4 separate regions of the Homo sapiens genome follow, and all the other regions are linked to region 3. A link is a contact called in ENCODE Hi-C or POLR2A ChIA-PET data. All regions are on one chromosome and are shown on one strand. The core of a region is the stretch at or near the end of the contact, and the rest is flanking DNA. Distances in the headings are between cores, read along the strand shown.

The links. A loop is a pair of places that touch in the nucleus more often than their neighbours do. ChIA-PET counts read pairs that join two places held with the same protein, here RNA polymerase II (POLR2A). Pooled maps may share reads with other maps.
Region 1: a pooled map shows a loop between it and region 3 (4-fold over the local background). The contact joins two enhancer-like sites. A Hi-C loop is called at or near these places in 4 of 50 pooled maps. POLR2A ChIA-PET finds 5 or more read pairs at or near these places in 2 of 52 experiments (CD8-positive, alpha-beta memory T cell and Panc1).
Region 2: a pooled map shows a loop between it and region 3 (5-fold over the local background). The contact joins two enhancer-like sites. A Hi-C loop is called at or near these places in 1 of 168 maps with a recorded cell type or tissue (B cell) and 6 of 50 pooled maps. POLR2A ChIA-PET finds 5 or more read pairs at or near these places in 1 of 52 experiments (PC-9).
Region 4: a loop to region 3 is called in a pooled map, with 5 times the contacts of the local background. The contact joins two enhancer-like sites. A Hi-C loop is called at or near these places in 4 of 50 pooled maps. POLR2A ChIA-PET finds 5 or more read pairs at or near these places in 2 of 52 experiments (T-cell and activated CD4-positive, alpha-beta memory T cell).

Annotation. Positions count from the first base shown.
Region 1 is chr5:142,825,222-142,832,410 of GRCh38, reverse strand. The region is part of intron 1 of ARHGAP26 (Rho GTPase activating protein 26); the gene reads right to left. Among named protein-coding and RNA genes, the nearest start is that of ARHGAP26-AS1, 40 kb to the left of the region's middle. Within about 2 kb of position 5,195, at least 16 of the 41 ENCODE cell types and tissues checked have a DNase peak (open chromatin) inside an H3K27ac peak, as active enhancers do; they include Panc1, where a contact is called at or near this core.
Region 2 is chr5:142,710,420-142,717,355 of GRCh38, reverse strand. No RefSeq gene overlaps it. Among named protein-coding and RNA genes, the nearest start is that of FGF1, 28 kb to the right of the region's middle. RefSeq lists a silencer at 3,955-4,154. Within about 2 kb of position 3,860, at least 36 of the 41 ENCODE cell types and tissues checked have a DNase peak (open chromatin) inside an H3K27ac peak, as active enhancers do; they include PC-9, where a contact is called at or near this core.
Region 3 is chr5:142,353,866-142,360,684 of GRCh38, reverse strand. The region is part of intron 3 of SPRY4-AS1 (SPRY4 antisense RNA 1); the gene reads right to left. Among named protein-coding and RNA genes, the nearest start is that of SPRY4-AS1, 32 kb to the right of the region's middle. RefSeq lists a silencer at 3,335-3,984 and enhancers at 4,022-4,823, 4,824-5,625. Within about 2 kb of position 3,609, at least 34 of the 41 ENCODE cell types and tissues checked have a DNase peak (open chromatin) inside an H3K27ac peak, as active enhancers do; they include PC-9 and Panc1, where a contact is called at or near this core.
Region 4 is chr5:141,846,353-141,852,901 of GRCh38, reverse strand. No RefSeq gene overlaps it. Among named protein-coding and RNA genes, the nearest start is that of PCDH1, 29 kb to the left of the region's middle. RefSeq lists silencers at 2,977-3,226, 6,504-6,549 and enhancers at 2,877-3,433, 3,787-3,876, 3,992-4,548, 5,305-6,126. Within about 2 kb of position 3,526, at least 40 of the 41 ENCODE cell types and tissues checked have a DNase peak (open chromatin) inside an H3K27ac peak, as active enhancers do.

The DNA of each region.
Region 1 (7,189 bases), core at 3,946-6,445, 470 kb before region 3:
TCTTTGTGCATGTGTGCAGAGAGAGAGAGAGAGCCTGCTCTCGGTTGTCTCTTTTTATAAGGACACTAATCCTATCATATCAGGGCCTCACCCATATAACCCCATTTAACTGTACTTAATTACCTCTTTATAGGCCCTATCTCCAAGTAGTTATATTGGGAGTTAGGGCTTCAACATACAAATTTTGGCAGGGGACACAATTCAGTCCATAGCATTTATTAGAGGGAAACAGATAACACTTCACTCACCAGGGGACCACTAAGTTGACATCAAAAATAGACTATTATCTGTGACCATCTGAACAACAGCATCCCTTGTGTCCACTGACAGGGTATACCAAAGGACATGTGTACAGTTTTGGTATGTCTTCATAATAGACAACAGGGAGCCAAGGGAAGATTTGGGGGTGGATATGATATGGCCAAACCTGTGCTTTAGGAGGAGTAATGGGGCGGCAGTAAATCTGATGCAAACAGAGACACACAGGAGGTGAGAAGCCATTGCAAGAGTCAGTCAAGCGGCTATGTAGGTAGCTATGTTGCAAGGAGCAGAGAGAGAAAGGAAAAAGCAAATGCAAGAAGGAATCATCAAGGTTGAATCCATGAGAAATTGCTACCCACTGGATAATGGGAGATAGAAAAAGCAGCAAAGTGTTAAGGTAAAGGGAGGAGGTGGTAAGAGAAGGGCTTCACCATCCAAAGACCCAGGGATGGGTGGCAGAGGGTGGGGGCTGCAGGTTGGGAGAGGGAGGAGGAGGAGGAGGGTTTGGAGGAGGAAGAGATACTTTGGAGAAGGGAGGGGAGGGTGGCTTGCGTTTGAGACATGTTGGATCTGAGCTGACATGAAACAACATCAAGGCAGAGGTAATTAGGCATGCAGTTGGAAATGGATGTATGGAACCCTAGAAATCAAGCCAGGGGTGAACATCTGAATTTCATCCACAGACGTAAATCAGACGGCTGATAAAACCTAAATGAACTGAGCACAGAAACTCAGAGATTGTCTTCTGTGGACAACAAGGAGAAAAAAGGAGACCAAAGAGCAAAGGAAAGGAGATGAGGAAAGGCCAGGGGGTGGGAGAAAATCAGAATAACACAGTGCCACAAAACCCAGAGAAGAACTGTTTCCAGGATGGACAGAGTGTTCAGCACCTGAACGAGGCAGAGAGATATCAAATGACTGAGCACAGAGTATTGGGATCTGGCTCCATCGTGATCAGTGGAATCCCTGAGAGAACCAACTCAACAGGGTGGAGACAGCAAATCAGGGAACCACAGAAAGCAAGAAAGAAACAGACACTAACAGGCTGAGGACCTATGTGCATGCCAGGCATTGTGATCGGAATTTCACATGGATTATCATCTTTAGTCCCCACAAACACTCCTACAGGGTAGGTGCTATTATAATTTGTATTCAGAGCATTTTGTGTAAAACTTAATAATGAAAGGAGCTCATCTGCAAGGTCATATTTGCCTGTCTGAAAAAACATACCTCTCATACATATTTTCACGTAGCTATGGAGATTTGAGAGCAGGCATGTAAGTGGAATCAGATATCAAGGAAAATGATACAAACTGAGAGAGGGGGATACGGCGCAGTCTGGCTGAGTGACTAATCACAATGGCCAAAGTATTTACAATGGCAAAGAGATGAACTTGACTCCCAGAGGCTACATATTTTGTGTGTGTATCTGTCTGTCTGTCTCTCCCACAAGAACTGCTTGGGAGAAAAAATACAAAACCATGCTAGTCTGGTCATTTTGCCCCAGTGAAAATTGATACTATCGGTAACATTTTTTGAAGACCGGTATTTTTTATCCACCTGCACAGCTATATTAATTAAAGAGTGCATTGATCAGATCATTAATTTTAAAAGTCAAGTCTTCACTCAGAGGTCATCACAATTATGGAAAAACAGACTGACTGCCATAACGTACTGTCAGAAACATCCCAAACCTGTGGAAATGTAACACAAACGGAAAAATCCTTCACTTCCCCTTCCTACCCTCCACCGCAACTTATTATCACCACAAAATAATTTTTAATCATTGCCATAGTCACTCTCAATTGCACTAATTAGAAGATATATAAATCACCTTACTTTTCTCAGCCAGGTATTTAATCCATACTTGATAGTAATGAGCTATTTTATTAGAACTGTTCAAAAACAAATGCTAGCAATCCTGAGCATGCAAGAAACCTGAATAATAGCACTCCATTTGGATTTACAAACCCACAAATCTGTGGATGCTACTTGACATTTATTGAACATGAATAACATCCCCACGTGCTATGTTCCTGAGGCTTGGCCAACATTCTAGGGAAATGACTTAACTCACACCAATAAACTTGAAAAGGTTCACCCTGGGCCAATATTTCCTCACACCAATTGCCCCTTCCTACTATTCTCATCAGGTCGAAAACATCCACCATTTAGCCCTCCCCAAAGTAATAATGGTATAAAGGCCTGAGCTTAAACCTAACCTCTGCCACTTCCTAGCTGTGGGAAGACAGCAGTGGGAACAATGACCATGCTCTGAATCAGCTCATCCCCTGCATGCTGAGAATGACACCATCCTCAGTGTCATGAGTGGAAAACATTAGGCCAATATGGTGGACAGTAAGGGGCAGTGGAGACAGCCAGACACACCTGGGCACACACTCCTTGTTCACCATTACCTGCTTGACCAGGTGACACTGGGTAAGTTCATTTCCTTTAGCTTTTCTACTCTCTCTAATTACACATATAATTTTAGCCAATTAGCCTTGAAATTCTTGGTTTGTTTTAATCCAGTGCGGCAAGCAGGCCACAGAGATAAATACCAATTATATCACACTGCACCTCACCCTCTCCACAATGGTGATGTGAGGTGCCCTCTGCTCTGCAGATCTCTAGCTTTTTGAAGTTATTAATGGTGAGAATTGTAACAACTATTCACAGAACTGTTCTTTCTTGCTAATTTGGGTGGAAAAGAAGGTGATCTCACTCTTATCATGATCTACTAAGGGGGAAAAGGCCACTGGAAAATGAGGTTCATTCCTATTGACAAAAGTTTCAAAGAGACCTGTGTGACACATACATGGGGTGGCCAGATCCAAACAGACGGTTTCGAGAAAGGGGGCACTGTTAATAATCATGCTGAGATAGCAGGTGTGACCTAGGACATTTGGTCAACCTGGTTGGGTCCTGCACAGAGAATATGATGGTATACAGCATTCTCTCTCCCTTTACCAAGTGTCAACCTCAGAAATCTAGAGGACAGAAAGGTTACAGAAATCTCAAAGCCTCCTCTCCTTATCACCACCAGCCTTTCCCTGACTCAACAGAAGCACATGCCTAACCAGCACTTACTAACCTATTTAATCAAGCTGTGCCTTTCTTTTGAACACAGTGGCTAACTTCCAATAACACACCAGTAGTGAAGATCATGAGCACACAGAAACACTTTAACAGGTGAAACAGATACGCAGGCCTTCTAGCTGCTTTGGACTGAGGACAGGGTCAGGCTGCTGGAGGAAGGCGGGGACCTGGTGTGTGTCAGAATCACCTAGCACACCAAACCCGTCTTGCTAGAGGAGGCAAAAACCAGATTTGGGCCACTCTACAGATGGGCCAGGTGGCAACTCTCCCTGAGCATGCGGAGAGAGTTGCCAACCCCTCAAAATATAGAGACAATCCCCTACATGACAAGCCCTTGCCAAACCAGACTACCCCAGTCACAGCAACCGTCCATCACCAGTACCCTGCACATGGTTGATGCCTCATGGGGGCAAAACCTTTCTTCTTAAATTATTCCAAAGACACACAGTATTTTAGTTACAACTAATTGTCAGGAAAATGAAAGCAACCCCATGTGAAGGCAAAAACCTTAGGGGGAAAAGAATAATGTATGCTTGTTAATTTCCTTCTCCATGTTTTTCTTTTAAATTTCATTTTCCCAACCATTTTAGAATTGACCAGGAAAGATCCTAGTTTACCACCTACATGTTGGGCTTAAAAGAAATAAAAAAAACTTAAGTCATAATGACTCATTTTGTGGTGCATATGCTGTAAACCTACCAAGAAAAGAAGGGAAACTGCACGGGTAAAAGTGGAATCGTACAGAGTGCAGGAATAATCTTTCAGCTACAGTGCACTCAAAATCTTTTCCATAAGAAAGGGTGGAGATGTCAAAGAGGACAACACTCGTAATTTTTAACAGATACTTCATCCCCTGAGTATTGTTGTTATTTCATACAATCTGCCAGCGGCTCCCAGGGAGGTCCAGGTTGAGGGCCTGATAAGGAAACAATTCCTACCTGTAGAGGAAACTTGATCCAGGGAAACTCACAAAGCAAAGCATCCATTCCCTCTGAATAGCGTGCGTAACTATTCCCAGAATGAACCATCTACTAGTCCTACTTCAATACTTGGAAGACCAAGAAAAGCCAAGGGAACAAAGACCAGGAAGAAGTGCTGAAAAGGGCTACAGCATAAACAACAGTATTTAAAAAATAAAAGCAGTATCTACACTTCCCGGATGCCAGGAGAATCATTAGCTAGTAACGGCTGACGTTTATTGAGCATTTACATGTGCCAGACACTGTTTGAAACACTAAGGGTATGTGCATTAAGCTAATTCCCCCAACAATCCTGACAGGTAGGTCCTTTTTTCCTCATTTTGGAGATGAGAAACCTAAAGCAGCTTCTAGACTTGGGTCACCAGAGGGTAAGCAGCAGAGCCAGGAACAGACTCCCACATTAACTCAATAGCCCACGCCATTGACCTCTGTAAGTATCCCTTCATTATCTGTCACCTGGCTGGTGAATGAGGCAGTAAGGACTAAACCCCAGGTCATCCTGGCCCTAAAGCCCATGCTCTTAACCTACACTCTACATAGTTACCTAAACACTCACTGGTCATGTTGCCCCAACCTCAACCTCCACCACCAGCACCACAAATTCTACAACCATTAATAATAAAGGGCATCATTTATGCAGGGCTTTCTGTGCCAAGACAAGAAAACTTTAGCTTGGAGGCATTAAGCTGACTCAGCTCCCAAACTAATATGCAGTGGAGCCAGGACCTGAGCCCACGTTCAGGAGACTCCTGCGCCCAAGCTCTCAATCCCTCCTGCAGATGCCACAGTTGTAGTAAGACCATGACCACAGGACACAGGGCCATGCCACAACCAACCATGGAGGCCAGCCAACACCAGAGGTGGCTTTAACAGTCACTGACTCATTCCTCAGGTCTCACCAAGCAACTTCCGGCTTTTCATTAGAAAAAAAATAGGGTAGAAAAAAAATAGGATTTAAAAAAAAAAACAGAAGCTCAGTTTCCCCATTCACAGGAGATGAAAAACAGCCAACCCAAAGGAAATGAGAGGCACTTAGTGACAATCTCAGTGGCCACAGGTGAGGTGACAAGTGACACAAAGAAAGAAAATGAAAACCTGAAAGTACAGACTCAAAATTATATCAATGAAGCACATAATGACAGGTCTGAGTCACCCAGAAAAATGTTGGCTTTTGCTCAAGCTTCCTCTGTTTTTAAAAGCAGGGAAATGCCTAACTTGGAGGCCAGGTTTTTATCAAGTATTTAAAAGTTTTCAAGTCTTGGCATTTGAAATAGTAGCAGGTGGGAGGGCTTGGTGGAGATAGGCACAGAGGACAGCAGACTGACCTGGGCTTTAAGGCTGAAAACTAGATCGCACCTGGTGATGGGGCCAGGGACACAGGGAATCACCCCACCTCATGGGTCTCAAGAAGGCCCTGTACCTCCCACCACTAAAATCCTGTGAGAGAGAACATGGTGTGGCGACAAGTCACCTGCCAGACATCCCTGGGAAGAATCCTAACTCCCCTACGGACAACCCAAGCCTGGTCCACTCACCGTGGTGATAATAATCCTCGTGCTAGCACGTAGTTGAAATTCAATAAATGGCTATCCAATAATTGAATGAACCGGGCAACTTATTTACCCCTCTTTAAACTTATTTACCCCTCTTTAAACTTCAATTTCCTGCTCTGCAAAATGGGTAGTATGACAATTCCTAACATGATGGGATTGTGGTAGGGGTTAAATGAGTTAACTGTGTACAGCGCCTCCTCCACCCCGGATGTGAGTCTTACTCTACCATGACAAGTGTATGGACAATCTCCAGTTATCTGGAAATCTGACCTAGGAAGCAGCCTCCGTTCCCTGATAATAATGGACAGACGAAGCATCAGTTCATTAGTCTGTTAAATATATAAAAGACAATTTGATCACATATCATATCCCCCTCCTTGAAAAATAATTCCCAGATTCAACACTGTCTGACTGGTCATTAACACTCTCGTGAGACAGAAAGATGTTCTAATTCTATCAATGAAGCACAGAGTAATTTTCCCTGGGTTAACCAGCAAATCGATAAGAAAATCTAGGTCTTCTATCTTTGCTTCCTCATCATCTCTCCTCGGCCACCAGAAACTAAATACCCAGATGCATCATGTGCAGAATTCCACAATTCCCAAGCCAGCACACAGCACGGGAAAGGCAACATTGTTACAGGCAGATTCGAGAACTGTGTTCTGAGGGATTCCGCCAAGGACACCTATAAATGATACTTTCTGGCTCAGGAAAAGTTTCCTGCTCTCTGATCTGGAGTCTCTACTGGACAGAAAAGCCTTTTTAGAATACCTTGCTTCGGAATATCGGCTCTTAACTACTTGCCTTTTCCTTGAGTCAGTGTTGCCAATTTAGCTTTCCAAAAAAAGTCCTGCAGGTCCCAGAAGGAATGTATCGTCCCGCTAAGGAATTACAATAGAAAAATAATAACCCTTTGAACTTCAGGTGGCTTGTGGGCAGGAAACAAATTAAATCAAGGAGCCTGTGCTGCTCAGGGTGACGACACTCAGGCAGTCCCCAAGGAGAGGCTGCTGACATAGGTCCCCTGCTGGGCTGGACAACGGGAAGGAGACCAGCCTTCAGGCTCCTCCTTCTCATCTCCATAACCTCAGCCCCATGTGCACCTCGAGCAGGAAGGGCACCAAGAACTCCAGCCCCTCCAACAGTGGATGGAAGGGGGCCTCTGTCCCTCATGGCCACCTCCTGAGTGGGCTCCCAACTACCCTCTTCCTCCACAAGGACCCCTGCTTACTCAATAAGGATGGCAGTAGTAGCAATAACAAGTTACTGTTACTAACATAGAGCATGTACTGTGTG
Region 2 (6,936 bases), core at 2,611-5,110, 360 kb before region 3:
AACACCATGTGACTAAGAAGAGACCTTAGAATGACTTTGAACCATGTTTGGATTTGTTCCCTGAACTTTCCTGAGATGAGAAAGCTGGCATCATGAACTGTGGGCTAGTGTAAGAACACTGGAGCAATTGTCACCAGCTCCATCACCAACCAATCTGGTGCAAGCCAGCCCCTTCTCAGCATTTAGCAGCCGTCCAAATACCGTTCTGCGATTCACTGCCACCTACTGCTCAGCCCGGAATGAGCAGGAGTTGGTAACTAGGACACAGGGGCAGTGGAGCGGCGCTTCTCAGAAGTTTGGCTTGTATTAGAATCACCTGGAAGGCTTGTGAAAATGTAGATATAGGGGCTTCACCCCCAGAGATCTGACTCAGTAGGATTGGGGTAGGCCTGAGAATTTGCTCTTCTAGTAAATTCTGGGTGACGCCAAGGCTGCTGGCCAGGAGATGCCTCTTTGGATAACATTTGTAATCCTCCTTCTACCACACACTCGCTGAGCTTGATTATTAATCAGTCACATCTGTAAGTGATCAAGAGCCACTAATTCAGGATGTCTCAACCTGGGTCCGATTGACATTTTGACGTGGCAATTCTTTGTTGTGGGGGTAGTTTGTCCTGTACACTGTAGGATTTTAGCAGTATCCCTGGCCTCCACCTACTTGATGCCAGTAGCAGCCACTTCCCCCAGGTTTCGATAGTTAAATGTGTCTCAGACATCACCAGATGGCCCTGGGAGGCAAAATTCTCCCATTTGAGAACCACCTCTCTAAAAAGCGGGAATGTTTTCCTCTTCCATTTGGCAGACTGTGAGGGTATCTTCAAGTATTGTCTTACCTAGGACACTGACATATAATAAACTCTCAGCTCTTTGGGTTTAAACAACAACAGAAAAAATAGACTACATATCCTGAGTGCTTAGTACGTGTGAGTTACTGTGCTGACGCTTTTTAGTATATAATCAATATTTTTTAAATCTCTGATATATTTTACATTCTTGTTTTTGTAATTAGTGTGTATCTTACCTTTACAGCAGATCTTAATTTGCAGTAGCCCCCTCTCCAGTGCTCCAGAGACACGCAGCTGCCACACTGGGTCCTGCAGGGCTAGACTCTGAGCCCAGATTCTGCCTCTGCCCAAATGGCTTCCAGCCTTTAGATGTGGAACAACACGTGCCAATTTTACTTCAATGTCCTTCCAATCCTGTCCTTATTTCAGCTATTTTATCAGACTCACATACCTATTCATGTACTCTGCAATCAGTCCTTGGAATAGTTCCACATAGTTTAAAATAAGGTCTGCAGTTTTATAAAATTTATCAAACAGCAGAATACCTCATCTGGTGGCCAGACTGTGTTGACTATTATCATATTTTAGTTCTGATAGCTTTTCAAGGGGCTGTTTTCCAAAAAGTCTGTGTTTATGCATGCTAATCCTATCCAACGCTAATCACTGATGCACAAGTTCAATCACACTCTCCCGCTTTTTGGTTTATCTCACAATATCTAGGAGTATTCATCTCCATTCAGAGATTCTGCCTTTTCATTAGCCCTATGTGATGTTTCTCCCTGTCGTTCCTCATGTTATCCTTAGCAAATGTTTCTGATCACTTAGGGAACCAATTATTCTCTAGAAAATTTGCAGTAAACCCTTTAGTCTTACCACATTTGTTCACTCAAATTTTACAGGTATGAAAATCAAGATAGACTTAATTACTAAGGTCAACCTTTAAGTATTATGCCAATAAAAAGTAGTCACGAGTTAACCCTTATGAAATGCTTCCTGTGAGCCATGCCCTGTGCTCAGCTCTTGACATGCATTATTTATTTATCCTAATAGGCCTATGAGGTAGGTGCTGGGGCGATCGTCATGTTAGAGGCAGGGTAAGAAGGTGCAGAGAACTTAAGTAACTTGCCCAAAGTCACCCAGCTAGCAACTGGCAGAGCTGGGGGTCATATCAAGCTGTGGATGATGATACAGTTGGTCCCCTAACCTCTATACTCCATTGCCAGGAAAGATGATTTACAAAAGTTCTTGTTAGGCCTTCTTTTGATGAGGAAGTATATATATGTGTGTGTGTGTGTATATATATATGTATATATTTATGTGTATATATATATATACACACACACACATATATATGTGTATATATGTATACACATATATGTATACACATATATGTATACATATATATGTGTGTGTGTGTATATATATACACATATATATACACATATATATATATATCTTCTGGTATTCTAGGAACTGTCTCTGAAGCAAGGTGCCAGGACTTCTCAGGATGCAGGGCTTTTGACTTGAACAGGGGGCTGACTTCCCATCAGAAGCTTGAACCAAGATGTCACATCAGAAACCCTCAGAATCCAGTGCCAGGAGAGCACCGGGTTCAAGAGTGAATGGGAGTGGGGATATGGAAGTGGCAAGTGAAAATGATTCCTTCAAGAAGACAGGCTACAGGCCACAGCAGGAGAGAGACAGGAAGGATGGGAACTGAAGGGAGGCAGGGCTTAAGGGAGGGTTGTGCTTTCTCTGTGTTAATTTGTTTTGTTAACTTCTTGAGCATATTGCAATGCTGATGGGGGAAAAACTAAGAGCTGAAGGCACAGGAAAGCATAGAGGGGCGGATAGAAGCTGAATCAGCAAGGACCCCCAAAGAATCCGCTCATGAAGATATTTGAAGCTCATGTCAGGAGAAATGTTCGCCGGGTCTGACACCAAAGCCTGCTCGTGTCTGCATCACTCTCTGGCTTCCCACTGTCACTGCCTAACAATCTACGGCTATCAAAGATTCCGAGAGCCAAGTGGCTTGGAAGTTGTTTGAGTCAGAAACATTTTCCCTCCACTGGGCACAACTTCTTATCCTTTTCAGTGAGGAAATACAAAATGCATGATATCAGAACATATATCCTAGGGCAGCCCCCTATGTAGGTGATATGGTTTGGTGCAAGGGACATTAAATCTGTTTCTTCCTAAAATAGTTCCCATCAGCTTTCTTCGGACCTTGAACTATTCCATTGGGATTACCTTCCTAAAGAGTCCTGTTAAAATACCAACAGGTCAAAACAATCTCGAAAAGGACACCCATGCTCATTGCAACATTATTCACAATGGCCAAAAAGGTGAAAGCAATCCTGGTGGCCATTGACAGATGAATGGACAAATAAAATGTGGTATATACATACAGTGGAATATTATTCACCCCTAAAAGGAAGGCAATTCTGACACACACTACAACATGGGTAAACCTTGAGGACACTATGCTAAGTGAACCAAGCCAGCCACAGAAGGACAAATACAATATGATCCCATTTATAAGAGGTACATAGAGTAGTCAAATTCAGAGGCAGAAAGCAGAATGGTGGCTTCCAGGTCTGGGGGAAGAGGAATGGGGAGTTTTTGTCTAATGAGTGTGGAGTTTAAGCCTGGGAGGATGAAAAGAGCCCCGGAAATGGATGGTGGGGATGGTTGCACAAGAATGTGAATGCACTTAACACCACTAAACTAACTGTACATTTAAAATGGAAAATTTTATGTTATGTGTATTTTTCTGCAATTAAACAAAACACCGGGTGATTTAAAGGGGCTGCCTGATCAATAGCCAAACTATTATTAGTTTGACTCAGCTTTGATTTCCTGTTAAGGCCACTTTGCCCAGAGCAGGACTTTAAGGAGCCAGAGCAGCGAGGAGCCGGAGATGGAGAGGTGACAGGCGTGAGGACAGTAATTCACTGGGCGCTGGAATGCGTTTTGACAAAGGCCAGGTGTCGGTTCCCGTCCTGACCTGCAGGGGGCACTCTGGTGGGTCCTGGGAAACAGGAGGAGAACGGGAAGCCTAGAAAGCCCTGGGAGCTCCTTGAGCGACAGGGAAGCCTCTGTCTACCACTTTTACTGAGGCCGCCGGCAGTCAGGATACTACACAGTGGTTATTCTTAGGCCCCTAGAGTCAGCAAAGCCTCTTGTTTGGAAAACCTCCTGGGTCTCCCCTCGCAGGCTGTGTAAGGGGCGCCCCGCTCGCCCCGCGTCTCCGTGTCCGGGGTGGGTGTGAGGACGGCAGGGCCGCGCCCCCTGCTGGCCGCTCGCTCAGCTGCGCTGTCGCCTCCTCTGCCATCAGCCCGTGGGAAAGAAAGCCATTTTGGTCACAGGAAGCAACGTTTTCAACTTCTCTCATTAATGAGAAAGACAGAATTGTGATACTCTAATGGGAATACTCGAGGAAGGAATAAATTAAATTTCCATGCAGCTCCGGCTCGAGTCCCAAGCTGAACAGATGCTGTTTTTATCAAATACTTTCTATTCTGTGACGTGCTCTGCCAACTTTCTATTATTAGACAAATCAGGAAAAGTCTGATTTCTCTCCCTTCTGGCTTCTCCTTCCCGCTTTTGTGGGAGGGTGGTGGTTTGGGTGGAGACTCTGTCCTGTCCATAGAAGGTAAATGACAAGGAAATGGCAGCCACCTGAAAACTTGCCTTGATGCCAGCATGTCCCAGAAATGTCCTTTAAAATGACATCTCATCCAGGCGTCACCCCATCCCAGATGGCATAGCTGATGGGACAGGAAAAAATACATATTTTAGAGTATTTACAGCATCATTTTCCCCTGCCCCCACTTCCTTCCTGTGAAGGAGGAATTAGTCTTCACTAGCCAAGTTCTGGAGTATTTCTTTTTCTTTTTTCTTTTTTTTTCTTTTAATTGAGATAGTGTCTTGTTGTGTTGCCTAGGCTGGAGTGCAGTGGCACCAACATCACTAACTACAGCCTTGAACTCTTGGGCTCAAGCGATCCTCCTGCCTCAGCCTTCCAAAGTTCTGGGATTACAGGCGTGAGCCATTGCACCTGGCCCTGGAGTATTTCTTGTGCATAATAAGGGAAAATTTGGGAAAGGATTCTGAATTGTGCAGTACCATGGGTAGGATGGGTTGATGGGTCTACCTAAGAGAAGGCAGGGAGTTACATACTAACGAAAGCAGAATGGATCAGAAGGCGAGAGAAAGAATAAGAGAAACAAGCCAGGGATGAGCTGGGTTTGGGAGAATTCAAGAGATAAATTAAGGAGGACTGAAGTAGCTGCTGGGCTGTTGATATGGTTTGGCTGTGTCCCCACCCAAATCTCATCTTGAATTGTAGTTCCTATAATCCCCACGTGTTGTGGGAGGGACCCAGTGGTAGGCAATTGAATCATGGGGGCGGTTACTCTTTTCTATGAGGGAGATGCACAAAGGGAAAAGAAAAGACACACATGCAATACCTTCAAGGGTAAACAACCTTTATCCCATGTAAATGGCAATGCAGATATAATAAGCAAATGATACAAGCAAATTGCAATGGGAAGGGGAAAAGGGAGAAGATATATATATATAGCCTGGACTACTGGGAGGCTAGAAGTTAATGGCAAGGGCATGCCAACTTTCACCCCACTTCTCCCATCAATATAGACTATATATATATACACACACACTCACCAGACGATGGAGGATTCATCACCAGACCAGAAGCAACAGCCTGGGCTCCAGAGTCGGCCACTACACTTACCAGACTATAGAGGATTCATCACCAGACAGGGAAGCAACAGCCTGGGCTCCAGAGTTGACCGCTCATCCATGCACAGATGAGGAGAGGTCTCATGAAGCTTTGGCGTGGTATGGGACCCTAGTTCTTTTTGTAACGACTTATTTGGCATGAGGCCCAGTCACGAGGGCCCTTCATGACTGGACTCAAGGAACACAAAAAGGTCAACTTGTTTTTATGATTGTTTGTTGTTTTTCAATAACTAACATACAGGAACAGATTTCTCCAAAACCGTCTGGATGAACGCCTCAAGGGGCTCATGCAACCTGTTCTGGGACTTGGTGACCATTGTTTGTGTCCACATTCAATTGAGTTCAAATTTAAGATTTAACTTTTCCTCCACATATCCCCATGCTCTTCTTGAGTTCTCATGAGACCTGATGGGTTTATGAAAGGCTTTTCCCCTTTGCTTGGCACTTCTCCTTCCTGCCGCTATGTGAAGAAGGATGTGGTTGCTTCCCCTTCCGCCTGAGGCCTTCCCACCCCTGTGGAACTGTGAGTCAATTAAAACCTCTTTCTTTTATAAATTACCCAGTCTCAGGCAGTCCTTCATAGCAGTGTGAGAACGGACTAACACAGATGTCATGAGGAGGACTTGAGAAAGAGACAAGAGAAGAGGATTCTTCAGAAATGTTGGTGTTATGAATGGAACCCAAACCCCACCCTTTGGCATCTTTAAGAGATTTCAGTAAAGACATAAATTGATTTAAAAACTGTGTTTTGGTCAAGCATAGCGGCTCACTTCTATAATCCTAGTACTTTCAGAGGCCAAGGTGGAAAGATTGCTTGAGGCCAGGAGTTTAAGACCAGCCTGGGCAACATAGCAAGACTCTGTCTCTCAAAAACAAATTAAAATTAGCCTTATGTGGTGGCATACACCTGTAGTCCCAGCTACTCAGGAGGCTGAGGTGAGAGGATCACTTGAGCACAGCAGTTCGTGGCCTCAGTGAACTATGATTGTGCCACTGCACTCCATCCTGAGTAATGCAGCAAGACACCCAACTCATAAATAAATAAATAAGATAAAAACTCTGTTTTGTATGATGGTCTGGTGTTTATTCAAGGCAGCCTGGACTACTGGGAGGCTAGAAGTTAATGGCAAGGGAATGCCAAGTTTCACCCCACTTCTCTCATCAATATAGACTATAGTCCAGATATTTTAAATTAGTATCCTATAGGGTAGCTGGGTGTGGACCCCAGATGCATTTTATTTGGCTAGTTGAGATTTAAGTTTTTTTTGAACCAACAATTGAAAATTGGGATTTCACATTTTAAAAGCCTGCATTTCCTTTCCTACTTCTTTTGAAAAAAATGGAAAAATTTGGCAATATGAGGCCCTTATTACCACAAGGCAAAAAT
Region 3 (6,819 bases), core at 2,360-4,859:
ATTATCGCTGTATAATACAACATGCTGTGCTGGGACTATCTTAGGGAAATTAAAACAAAGGAGGGGGAGACAGAGGGATTCAGGCTACCCCGTTCTCCCGTTTCTCTTGTTTACAATAATCCAAAGGTGTTTCTCCCCCCTTCTGCCATAAACACAACATGGGGTTTTCCAGTATTAAACTTATCACCTTCCTCCACTCACAAAAAGGAACTTCAGGCCCTAAGCTGTTGTCAACCATGCAACTCAGTTGCCAGGTGTCACCTTGGCCACTGTTGCTGTTTAATCCCCAAGAAATCAAAAGAACCAGGTCATGAATGAAATGCCAGGTCCAGCTCAAAAAGGAGAGTCCCTAGTGGGAAGCAGCATGATGATTAAAACTAGCATTTGAATATCACCTTCGCTACATACTAGCTGTGTGGCCTTGGGTAAATCATTTAACCTGAGTCTCACACTTCAAAGAAAACAAAACAGTGATAAGCAGGATTAAACATATAAGACTACAAAGCACTTAGCACAGTGCTCAACACACAGCAAGTGCTATGCAACACAGTCCCATCTCCAGTCTTTATCTCTGCCATTTCAAATACCTACAGTAAGCTTCTCCCAGGAAGCTGCCTGGTTCACTCCTTCCCTTCTACCTTATCAGTGAGCCTTCCTCACCCTAAATAAAATAGTAGCCCTCCCATCACACACACTGCATTTCCCCTTACATGCTTCATTTTTGTCCATAACAAAGTACTCCTTGACATTTTACATATATACACATACATTCACGTGTCGCCTAACGACTGGGGTAAGTTCTGAGAAATGTTCTGAGAAATGCTTCGTTAGGCGATTTCATCGTTATGCGAACATCGTAGAGCTAGAGTGTACTTACTTAAACCTAGATGGTATAGCCTACTACACACCTAGGCTATACAGTACAGCCTATTGCTACTAGGCTACAAACCTGTACAGCATGGTACTGTACTGAATACTGTAGGCAACTGTAACACAGTGATAAACACTTGTGTATCTAAACATAGAAAAGGTAATGCACTGCACTAAGCTAAGACATTAGGATAGCTATGATCTCACTAGGCAACAGAAATTTCTCAGCTCTATTATAATCTTATGGACCACCGCCGTTATCTGCAGTCCATCATTAACTGAACCATCATTATGCAGCCTACGACTGTACACATATATATGTATAGACATATACACATATACATACACTTACATATATATAAAATTATTTTATTCGGGCATCTTCACCTAAATTCCAAGAAGGCAGAACTTGTGTTGACCACTGTATTTCCAACGCCTGTAACAGTAGTGCCTGGCATGTAATGGATGTTTAATAAATATTATTAACGGGACCAGTAAATAGAAGCTATTTTTTCTATAATGGTTGGAAGGGCCCTCATAGACCACCTAGACCAAAGTTCTTCACAGGCCAGGAAACTCAGACCAGGTGGCATCAGATGACCTGCCCTATGGTTCCAGCTTCCCCAGAACTGAGTGGCGGGGACTAGGGACCCTGACTTCAGTGGCTTTGCTCTGCCTCAAGTCAGCCCATTCAGTGCCCACAACAACTTAGCAGGTTGGTGCCCTGTGCTCCTCATCTGAGGAATGGAAACAAGGAGATGGTTCACCCTCCCAAGTGTCAGGATGTGGATGTCCCAGTGACTGGCATTCTATAAAAGCAAAAAGGACAGGTGGAGACACAGAAGTCCGCTCTGGAAATCCATCAACAAATGTCCTCAGAGTTGAGGAACTGCAGACAGCTGCAGCACAAAGGAGCCAAAGGCCACTGTCTTTCTCTCTCAAAATCCACCCGCACCAAGGACCCTCTTGGCTTTCTAAATGATTGAAGGCAAGCAACTGTGGTCTCATTTCTGGGGTGCCTGGATGACCTCTTGCACAGACACAGGGGATTCTGTGGAGAAAAATGCCAACCCCTGCTCCATCATTTCTAGGTGCACGACCTCTCTGGGTACCAACTTTTCGTGGCTTAGGATCAAATGAGAAAACACGTGCACAGCACCTGGCACAGTGCATGGCACATAGCAGGCACACGAAAACATTAGCTGTTAGGAACCGCACGTTTAATATTCAAAGTCAACCCTCCATACATCTCACCAGCTCTTACCATTGCCCCCTAGAGCTGAGAAATCTGAATAGAAGGGCTTGCATTGGACTGGGGCTATTCAGCCTTAGAAATCCAACTCCAGGTAATCGTTTAAAGGAGCCCATTTTCCTATTCAAGTAGAGTGAAAAGAACTCCACCTCAGTCCCCAAGCCACTCAGGACCTCTCATAAGGCTGGCAAAGGGAAGATTCCAGTCTGAGAGCACTGGCCACCTAACTCTATTCCCAGAAAGTGGAGTCCGGCCCAGAGCTCCCTGGAAGTTGAGGTAACAAGACCCAACAAAAATATCCTGTATTCTCTTCACCACCTGTCTCCGCAAGCGAGTAATAAGACAAAGTATTAAAGAGAGACATCACCAGTAATCAGAATGTGGTAACTAAATGAGTCTTTTGTCTTCCACTTACAATGTGCAAGCTGGTCCGGTTCCTCAGCCTCTCTGAACCTGCTTCCTCAACTGTTTAAAGAGAAAAGCAACCTCTACCTCCTGGGGCTGGTCAAAGGATGAAATGAGAGAATTCTGTTCAGCGGTGTCTAGGACATTAGCTGCTGCTTTTAGTTCAAGAAGCCCAGTGCAGCCTATGCCGGAATAAGCATTACTTGCTCCAAAAGAACACTCTGTACAGCAAAGGCAGCCCTTTCCTAGACCACAGACCACACCACTCCAACATGGGCCACAGGTTGGGAGCAAACACTTACTCCACCAGAGGCTTCCTGAAATCTTACAAGCAAATGGAGTGAAAGTAGAAACTGAGACCCAAACAGCTTCTGAAAAGTGGATGCCCGGCTGGAAGTGGTGAGGGACGTTCCCCCACGAAAAAACTTGGACTTGGCAATCATTGCTTTGGACTTCGCAATGTAAATTGCCACTTTTGATGACTTGGGGATTCTAGAATGTTCCGGTCGCTCACTGATTCACAAATATAAGGTCTGGGGTGACCTAAACCTGCATGGTGTGTTCCAAGAGCCCCCAAAGCGTTCCAAGAGCTGGTGACTTTCGGCTCACGTAACTAACCTGGGCCTCAGTTTCCCTCCAGACCCTAACGAAGGAGATAACGGTTGTTGCCTCTACAGGGAAGCTGCGAGGCTAAACGGGGATGGCGCGCTAAGGCGCTCCCTAGACACAGCACGGAGCTCCCCGCGCGCGGTTCCCATTCGCTCCCGGAGAGAAGGGCGGCGCGCGGGCTCACACAAAAGCCCAGGACCTTCCTCCGCTGCAACTGTAGAAAAAGCAACTGGAACGCGAGCTGGGGCAGCGGCCGGGCCGGGGGCTCCTCCCGCAGGCGCCCAGGAGCCGCTCGGCCCGTGGCCCGGCCGGGGAGCAGGCGCCCCGCGGGAGCGCTGAGGCCCCGCTGTGCCGAACCGGGCGGGGGCGGAGGAGGCGGAAGCGGGGGCGGCCGGAGCGCGGTGGGGATGTTTAAAGGAAATTTACAATCATTTCCTCTCTGTGGTTTGGTGACAAATCAACAACATCCTGTTCTTTTGTGAGGCTCCGGGCGCCTGCGAGGCGGAGGCAGCGCTCCGGCTCTTAAAGGGACACACACAGGGCCCCTCTCCCAACGGTTCCCTGCGGCTCCCCCCCAAAAAAATACAGCTTCCTCAAGGCGTCACCTCCGGGGGCGCGCGGCCGGAATGCGGGGGCTGTGGCCGGAGCCGCCGCCAGGCCACGACCTGGATCGCGTCCCTCACCACCCCCCACCCCGCCCGACGGGAGGAGACGGCCGCGGCGGCGGCGCACCAATCTGAAGGACGTCCCGGCCCGGGGCCATGTCCCGCCGAGGGGGTGGGCAGGGGGCGGAGGGGCGTCCTCCCGAGGGTTCCCGTCCCTCCCCCCAACCCCAGGGCAGCTCCGCCGGGCTTCGGACCTCCGGGTAGTTATCCCCCTCCCCCAATCCCCTGGCCTCGAGTTTTGCAGTCCCAAAACTCTGGATTTATGGTTAAAATGTCGACGTACGCACAGGAGGTTTATAAAATGCCAAAGCAGAGACTTCCCGAGCTGTAGAAGTAATGAGAATCAGATGGTCGGGACCAGGAAAAAAAAAAAAAAAAAAAAAAACTACTCAACTGGCCTCCTGGGATTTCGTTCATTCAGTCATTTAATGAGTATGTTTTACTAAGTGCTGGTCACTACTCTAAGCCCCCGCACCGCAGGAACAACACAGATACGGTTCCTGCCCACAGGGGGCTTAGATTCTCAAAAATGAATGAACAGGATTATTTCACATCTACAAGTGCTATGAGTTTTTTAATGGGTCACATTCTAGAACAGCGGCTTTCTGTAGGGACACCTCTCTGAGGGGTCTGACCTGAGGCATCCAAGGATGAAAAGGCAAGGGTGCTAGGAAGAACTGGGTTGGAAAGGTCCAAACATTATTATCAGGAAAGAGCTCAGAAGTCTCATCCCAAAGACCGAGTGAAGGGCAGCCCCAGGGCTGCATTTTCCCCTTGAATACAAGCCTTGATAAGGGGCTTGGGTCCTTCTGCTCTTGCTATATCGCCTGAGCCTTTCCTTTCATCTCTCGGCCTCACAGCTTCCTATAAGGAAAATGAGACACTGAACTAGATACAGTACTTCTCAACCTAGGTGCAAATGAGAATTCCCAGGGAGGCTTTCAAAAACACTGACACCCCTGACCCCACCTCAGACAAAGGGAATGAGGATCTTTGGTAATGGGGCCTAGGCACTGGCATTTCTGTAAGACTTCAAAAGTGAGTTTAGTGTACAACCAGGGTTAAGAGCCACTGACTTAGGGCCGGGCGCGGTGGCTCACGCCTGTAATCCCAGCACTTTGGGAGGCCGAGGCGGGCGGATCAGTTGAGGTCAGGAGTTTGAGACCAGCCTGACCAACATGGAGAAACCCCGTCTCTACTAAAAATACAAAATTAGCCGGGCGTGGTGGCGTGCACCTGTAATCCCAGCTGCTCAGGAGGCTGAGGCTGGAGAATCACTTGAACCCGGCAGGTGGAGGTTGCGGTGAGCTGAGATGGCGCCATTGCGTTGCAGCCTGGGCAACAAGAGCAAAACTCTGTTTCAAAAAAAAAAAAAAAAGAGCCACTGACCTAGATGATATTTAAAGTTTGGGTTTAAAATGCAGTAAGGTGGCTGGGCGCAGTGGCTCACGCCTGTTAATCCCAGCACTTTGGGAGGCCGAGGCAGGCAGATCATGAGGTCAGGAGATGGAGACCATCTCCTGGCCAACATGGCGAAACTCCGTCTCTACTAAAATACAAAAAATTAGCCGGGCGTGGTGGCACCGCCTGTAGTCCCAGCTACTTGGGAGGCTGAGGCAGTGGAATCCCTTGAACCCAGGAGGCAGAGGTTGCAGTGAGCCGAGATCGCGCCACTGCACTCCAGCCTGGTGACAGAGCAAGACTCCATCTCAAAATAAAATAAAATAAAATAAAATAAAGTGCAGTAAGAAGGCCAGGCGCGCTGGCTCACACCTGTAATCCTAGCACTTTGGGAGGCCAAGATGGGCAGATCACCTGAGGTCAGGAGTTTGAAACCAGCCTGGCCAACCAGCCTGGCCAACATGGTGAAACCCTGTATCTACTAAAAATACAAAAAAAAGTTTAGCCAGGCATGGTGGCAGGCGCCTGTAATCTCACCTACTTGGGAGGCTGAGGCAGGAGAATTGTTTGAACCTGGGAGGCGGAGGTTGCAGTGAGCCGAGATCGTGCCCCTGCACTCCAGCCTGGGCGACAGAGGGAGACTCTGTCTCAAAAAAATAAATAAAAATAAAGTGCAGGAAGAGCTATTTCAATTCAGGGCATAATCATCCACGTTCATTGAGTGCTTAGCAGCTGCTATATAATACCCTAAGTAAGCTACATATGTATTTTATCTAATTTAAGTTACAAAGAAAAACCTTACCAACTTAGATATTATTATTATTCCTATTTACAGATGAGGAAACTGGGTACAGGGATGACACAAAATATGGTCAAGGGCACACAGGTATTAAGTGGTCTTGTCTGTATCCTGTAAGCTGAAATGCCATTCCAGTGGCAAGGAACAAATTTCTACCTAATGGGGTTGTTAATAAGGCAGAGTAGCTACCCAGAGAAGAGCATGGGGTGCTATAAGCCCAGGTTGCTCATACATCTTGGACAGAGGCAGCGGACTGGCCTAGATGCCCAGAGTTCAGGTCTTAAAAGAGAGATTGTAACTCAAAGAAAACAGACTTTTATGTTTCTTGGTGCTAATCCTCTCGGTCGTTTTCAGAGATGATTCCCATAAATTGTTAAAGGTATGCCTTGGCCAGACAGAGGAAACATTTGGCAAGGTGAGGAGGAAAAGGAACTCCCTGTGTACCCCAGTAATAACCAGGATAGGATACACTCCCCCACCCTCCTCACTCTCCCTTCTAGGGCCCACCCCATGCCCTTTTCACCTTTGACCACCTTCCCATTTGTGCAGTTCCCTGAGGGAGGACCCAGGGAGAGTATAAGCATGAGCTGGGACAGGTTCCCCAGGAAAGTAAAAGATCTGAGAAACCAAAGATAAGAAGAAAAGGAAGATGATGCATTCCTACAGTGTGGCACTGTGCTGCTGTTAATAATAAGAGAGCTGATAGACCAGAAAGATGCTTGTAATATACAAGGTGCAGAATAGAGTCCTCTCACTGATATTTTTGTAAACGACACACACACACACACACACACACACACACACACACACACACACAC
Region 4 (6,549 bases), core at 2,277-4,776, 510 kb after region 3:
TAGGGGGCCTGCATCCTGCCCCCTCCCTGCCCTCTCAACCCCCAGCCCCTGCCATGACTGACCCGTCAGCCTGTAAAACCACCATTGCCTTGATCTCAGGGGGTGGGAGGGCTGCCTCAGGGCACCCTGGGCTCCAGGCCCCCTTCTTCCAGTTGGGCTTCCCTTTGTCAGGGTCAGGGGTCCCATGGGGGAGGGGGTAGGGAGGTTGGGGGGCAGAGAAGCCCAGTCAGCCATGATGAGGTGAAGTTCTCTTCTTCACCTCAGGGGGCCAGGGTGTAAGGGGCGTCCTGCAGAGCCCCCGTCTCCCACTGTGGCCATCTCAAAGCCTCAGCCCCTCTTCCTTCCAGAAACCCCCACTGCCTTGGCCCATACCTCTCCAGCTCCCTAGGGGCCCAGGCTGGGAGGCTGGAGACTCAGGGTATGGCCCTTGCTTGACTTAGTCTAAGCTTGGGGAGGTGGTCCAAGATTGCGAGCGGTGGGTACAGGCTGCGGGGTCGTCTGGTGCCTTTGGGAGCTGTGCTGCTGGGGTCTTGACTCTTGTACCCCAGAGACCCCACCCCCACCCCGGAAAAGCCAGGGGCCTGAAGAATCACCCTATTTATCTGCCCCTTACCCCCAACTTGGCTTGGGGTGACAGTGCTAGGAAGGAGAGCATTGTTAGGCTGGTAGCCCTGGCATACGAAGCCCTTCTACAGAGGGGAAGGGGTAGAATGGGATGGGGTGGCAGCAGCCAGGTCTAGGGGTTGGCCAAAGGCTCCTTTCCCTTGGGGAGGCCCAGGAGATGGGCTTGGGGCTTGTTAAAGAGACAGCCCCTTTCCCCTGCACAAATGGGGCAGGTGCAATAGTCTTGGAGTTGGTAGTATTGGGTGCCCAGCTGGTGGAACAGTGGCCTCAAGGATTGTCCTGGGTCCTGGAGGTCAGGATTCGGGCAAGAAGATTGTATGAGGCCCATTTGCTTGGTGGAGAAGGTGGTCCAGACAGGCGGCATTCCTGGGGTCAGTGGACTCCCACTGGAAGCCCCTAGTGGCCTGGGTACCTTGCCCTGGTCTTAGAGACCCCTGAGCACTGAGCAGAAGAGCAGAGGAGCATTTTGCACAATGGAGAAGCCAGAAGAAAGAGGGTGGCCCAGATGGCTGGGAGAGCTGAGAAGCCCTTCCCACAGGCAAAGACAGAGCCCCCAGCCCCCTGGTTGGGGCCAGGGCACTGAGTCTGTCACCAACTGGGCACTGGAGAGATGAAACCAAAGGTGGGCAGGGGTTGGCGACAGCACTGGGGACTATCCCTGTGGGTCCTAGGTCTGTGAAGCCCCTCCCCAATGCCTGTGTCGCGTACAGTTTTATGTACCAATAGGCGACATTTGGCCAGAGGAGAGCCCCCCTCAAACCCAGCCTGACCCAGTCTGTGTCTTCCCAGAGGGGACCTAGTCGGTCCCCATCCCCCTACTTCAGGGCATGTCTCTCCGTAGGGGGAGGGTATATGGGGACATATTTCTCTCCTAGGGTCCTTGAAGCATGTTTCACATTCCGGGGTGGGGGGAAGTTCTCTGGGCATCCCTCACCTCTGGGGTCTCTCTAGGCCCTATCTCTCCCCTTGGGAGTCTCCGGGGGACATGTGTTCCCGCTGAGGACCACGGGAGCATGTCTCCCCCAATTACCCAGGCTCTCTGGGGAGCCTGTTTTCCTCCCAGGGTTCCTGGGAGTACTTAAGGCAAGTCAGTTTCGGGCCATCTCTCTTCCCAGGGAAGGGGGCTATCTCTGAAACACGTCTGGGAAGGGATGTTTCTGGCCCTACCCCCATCTCTCCTATGGGGGTTTCTCTGCCCTGCAGCACTTTAGGATGAGGCTGGGCATCTCTGAGTTGTCTTTTCTCCTAGGAGCCCTGGGATACCTCTCTCTCCCGAGGGTAGGGCCTCTGGAGCCATTTCTTCCCTGGGTCGGGGCTGTCTCCGGGTGTTGGGAGGGCTTGTGTTGGCCATGAGAAAGTCTCTTAAGGGGCGTCTCCACTGGGGACTTCTCTGGGAGGGGGGACTGTGTCCCGCCCATGGGGTTTCGGGCGGGTGTGTCTGCCCATGGGGAGGGGAGACTGTGTCTCCTCGGGTTATCTAGTGGGGAGGGGGGCCGTGTCTCTCTCGTGTGTAGGGGGGTGGGGGTCGGGGTGGGGGGTTTTGGGCGCGTCGGGTGCCCACATTGGGGTCGTGTTTCTCTTGGTTCGTGCCACTTCCCACTGCCTCGCTCCTCCCGGGAAGGGCCCCCGCCCCGCCCCACCCCACCCCATCCCTGGCGCTGCGAGCACAATCCCGTTGATTTGTAATGATTTCTGTCTCTTTCTGTCTTTCTCTTTCTCTGACCCCCCCACCCCCACCCCCACCCCCCCCCACCCCGCCGCGAGCATGCGCAGGCACCGCCCCTACCCCCTCCGGTTCGGTTCGTTTCCGGTTTGTTTGCTGAGCTGTCAATGAAAGACCCGTGTAATTATTCCCGAGCTTTACAATAAAAGTGTGAAAACCGGACCCCACTCAGCTTCTTCCGGGTCCTCGGGCCTGCGTCCCGTGGAGAGTGGGAGCTAAATCTGGAGGCCTTGGAGAGGGCTGGGGGACGCGAGGGACAAGAGACTGAGACCCGCACTGGTATTAATCGGGGATGGGGTCGAGCTGACGCGTTCTGAGGATAGACTCCTAGTCCGTACACCTCAAAGTGACCCCTGCCGGATCCTCTGGGCCCGACCTGCTGTGGGCACCCCCTCCCCGCAAGAACTCAGGTGCAGGATGGGGTGGGAGGTGACCGCAGGAGAGGTTTTGTGCTGCGCTGCCTTCTTCCCCGGGCGCCCGCAGGACGTGCAGTCGTTCCCGGGTGTATCCATTCCCGCTCCCCACTCTTTGGCAACGAGTGTGAATTGCGGAACTGGATAGGATAAGGGGCGGGAGACATCTGTCTGTCTGCCGCGTTCTCCCACGCTCAGGAACGAGGGTTGGAAGTCGATTTAGGGGAAAGGAACCGAAAAGGTCTCAGCCTCGGTCTCCGACTGCGCTCCCCTCCCCCCTTCCGGGCTCGACCGGCCCCGGCCTCCTCCGTCCGGCTCCCGGGTAAACACCCGCTCCGGAGAGGTCGGAAAACAGAGACCGGATCAGCCGGTTCCTGGCCCCGCCTCCCGGGGCGTTGCTCCCTCCTCCGCCCCTCCCCACCCCCACACCCGCCCAGCGTCGCGCGCTTTTGCTCGACCCGCGCCCTAGCTCCCTAGGCCGGTACTGTGTGGGCCTCGCTCCGGACCCCGGGGTCGGTCCAGCCGCTGGGATTAGCCGACCGCAGGGACTAATCCCGGATGAGCCTCGTGTAAACCCGGATCGACAGCGGGGACGGCGGGGGTTGCTGGCACCCCTTCATCCGTTCCCAGACGCGGAGCATCACGGGGCATAGAGCCCACCCCGAGGCTCCTTGCTGCTTTCGGAGAGACCCGAGTTGGATCTGCAGTTGGGGGCGTGGCGGGGCAGGAGATGAAGAACGCAGGGCCGGGATCTGACGCGCCGAGAGCCTGGCGCGGGGTGACTGGGGTGTGGGGCGGAAAGGCAGAGATCTCTCGGGCAGTACTTGAATCTACCGGCTTAGGTCAGCTCCCTACTCAGTCTACAACCGAAGCCCCCTACCTATCCTCCAGTTACAGAATCACAGACCCTCCCCCTACCAGTGGGTGTGGCAACCCTTCCTAAACCTGAGGCCTCACCTCATTAGGAGAGGCGCTGAATCAGCGGGGGAGGGGCCCGCATTGTCTCCACCCCTGACTTGACCCCACAGTGAAGGGTGAGGAGTTCCTTCTGTTAAGGCCTAGCCCAGGAAAAGATGTCTGGAGTTAAGGAAGTTGGAGGAGATGTGGTGGCCGACTGGGTACCAGAATCCTGTCACTGGTTGATTAACTCATTCTACAAACATTTCCTGAGCCCCTCCCATGTGCCAGACCGGCACAGGGTACTGGACCCCAAGAATGACACACAGTCTCTGTGGGAAAGGCAGACAGGTAAACAATGACCACATCTTGTGTTCGGCCCTGCCTTGAGCCGGAAATTCTGGCAGGAGACCTAAAGGCGCTGTCCTCTCCAAAGTCTAGAGGCTTTCTGGAAGGGGTGGTGCCAGAGCTGAGTTTCAAAGGGCAAATGAGGGATAGGCTACTGAGGAAGGGGTCAGCCTTGCAGGCTGAGGAGGAGTATGTGCCAGGGTCTGGAGGTGGAGGAGGAGGTGAGGTGGCTCAGGAGGGCAGGAGAAGTTGGAGAAGAAGGCAGGGGCCAGAACTAAGGACCTGCTGGTCAACTTAAAGTGCTTGGATTGAGGGGTTGGAGAGGAGCCATTTACAGATTTTAAGCCTGTAAAAGAAAAGGTCAGATTTACATTCTTCCAGATTCTGTGTTCCTCCCTTCCCTGCCCCAGGTTTCTCTGGGGATGCCTGGGTTGGGAGTGGAGATACACAGGCAGACAGGAAGAGGAACCAGGTGCAGTTTAGGCTGGTTAAGAATGGTCCCTGGCTGGTCGCGGTGGCTCACACCTGTAATCCCAGCACTTTGGGAGGCCGAGGTGGGCTGATCACGAGGTCAGGAGTTCGAAACCAGCCTGGCCAACATGGGGAAACCCCATCTCTACTAAAAATATCAAAATTAGCTGGGCACGGTGGTGCGCACCTGTAATCCCAGCTACTTGGGAGGCTGAGGCAGGAGAATCATTTGAACCCGGGAGGCAGAGGTTGCAGTGAGCCGAGATTGTGCCACTGCACTCTAGCCTGGACAGCAGAGCAAGACTCCATCTCGGAAAACAAACAAAAGAATGGTCCCCACTTTCCATCAAACTTGGAGTCAGAGAGACCTACGTTAGAAATTTGGCTGTACTTATTTCTAGTGGCATGACCTTGGGTAGGTGGCTGAGCCTCAGTTTCTTCCTCTGTAAGGTGGGGATAATAGTGCTTACCATCACCAAAGGTTATTGTGGGGCTTCAATGAGATAATTTGTCCACTTTTTTATTTATCACACGTCTAACACCTACTAAGTGGCAGGCACTGTCTCAGGTGCTAGCATTATGGTGCTGAATAAGACAGGCATGATGCCTACTCTCTCTCTCTGGGAACTTGCATTCTAGAGGAAAAGACAGACAATAAACAAATAAATGAGATAATTATAGATTGTGTTAAAGTGCTGTGAAGGAAACAAACAGTGGGACAAGAAGGAGGATAACTGGAGGTGGGGGAGGGGAGGGGGCTGCTTTACCCAGCCAGGGAAGCTTCCCTGAGGAAACCTGAAGGTTGGCCAGTGTACTCCAGCCTGGGCAACAAGGTGAGACCCTGTCTCAAAAAAGAGAAAAAAAAAAATAACCCTGAAGTTTTAGAGCTTGGCAAAGAACATTCCAGATACAAGGAAACTGCAGGGAAATTGCCTTCAAAGGCCCTGAAGTGGGAGAAAAGAGCATAGCCACAGTACTCTAAGATGCTAAGATTCCTCAGGGCAGTTACCTGGGTTTCTTTTCTTCTAACCTTCTGGGCAAAGTGAGTAGAAATGGAGGGGAGTTGGCCGGGTGTGGTGGCTCACGCCTGTAATCTCAGCACTTTCGGAGGCTGAGGCGGGCAGTTCGAGACCAGCCTGATCAACATGGAAAAACCTCGTCTCTACTAAAAAAAAAAATACAGCCGGGTGCGGTGGCTCACGCCTGTAATCCCAGCACTTTGGGAGGCCGATGCGGGCGGATCACGAGGTCAGGAGATCAAGACCATCCTGGCTAACATGGTGAAACCCCGTCTCTATTAAAAATACAAAAAAATTAGCCAGGCTTGGTGGCGGGCGCCTGTGGTCCCAGCTACTCGGGAGGCTGAGGCAGGAGAATGGCGTGAACCCGGAAGGCGGAGCTTGCAGTAAGCCGAGATTGCGCCACTGCACTCCAGCCTGGGTGACAGAGCGAGACTCCGTCTCAAAACAAACAAACAAACAAACAAAAAAATTAGCCGAGCATGGTGGCGCATGCCAGTAATCCCAGCTACTCGGGAGGCTGAGGCAGGAGAATCGCTTGAACCTGGGAGGCGGAAGTTGCGGTGAGCCGAGATCACACCATTGCACTCCTGTCTGGGCAACAAGATTGAATCTCGGTCTCAAGAAAAAAGAAAAAAATGGAGGGGAGTTTCCATCCTGCTGGGCCAAACCCCTTCCCCTCCAACCCCATCCCCTGGAGTAATATTGGGGAGATGTGGGCTTCATCAGTCAGCCCATCTGTCCAGCTTAATCTTCCACCTGTTCTATAGCTGCCCCCAACCCCCCTCCCAGTTTCAGGACAGGTCTCAGCCCGCTATTTTCCCAGTGGGTTCTGGGGTTCCTAGTCCTCTTGGGCAGGCGGGGCAGGTTAGGGCCCCTCCAGAATCTGCCATTACAGATCCTGGATGAAACAGAATTTAGTATCTGACCTGCAGGGGCCAAGGGGTGGATGTTTCCCAGATGAAGATGACCAAGGGGTTTAGGGGCTTAGGCCTTTTAGAGTTTCCCCCTTGGCCTGGGTCTCACTTCAAGGAGGCGGCCTGGATCCCTGTCT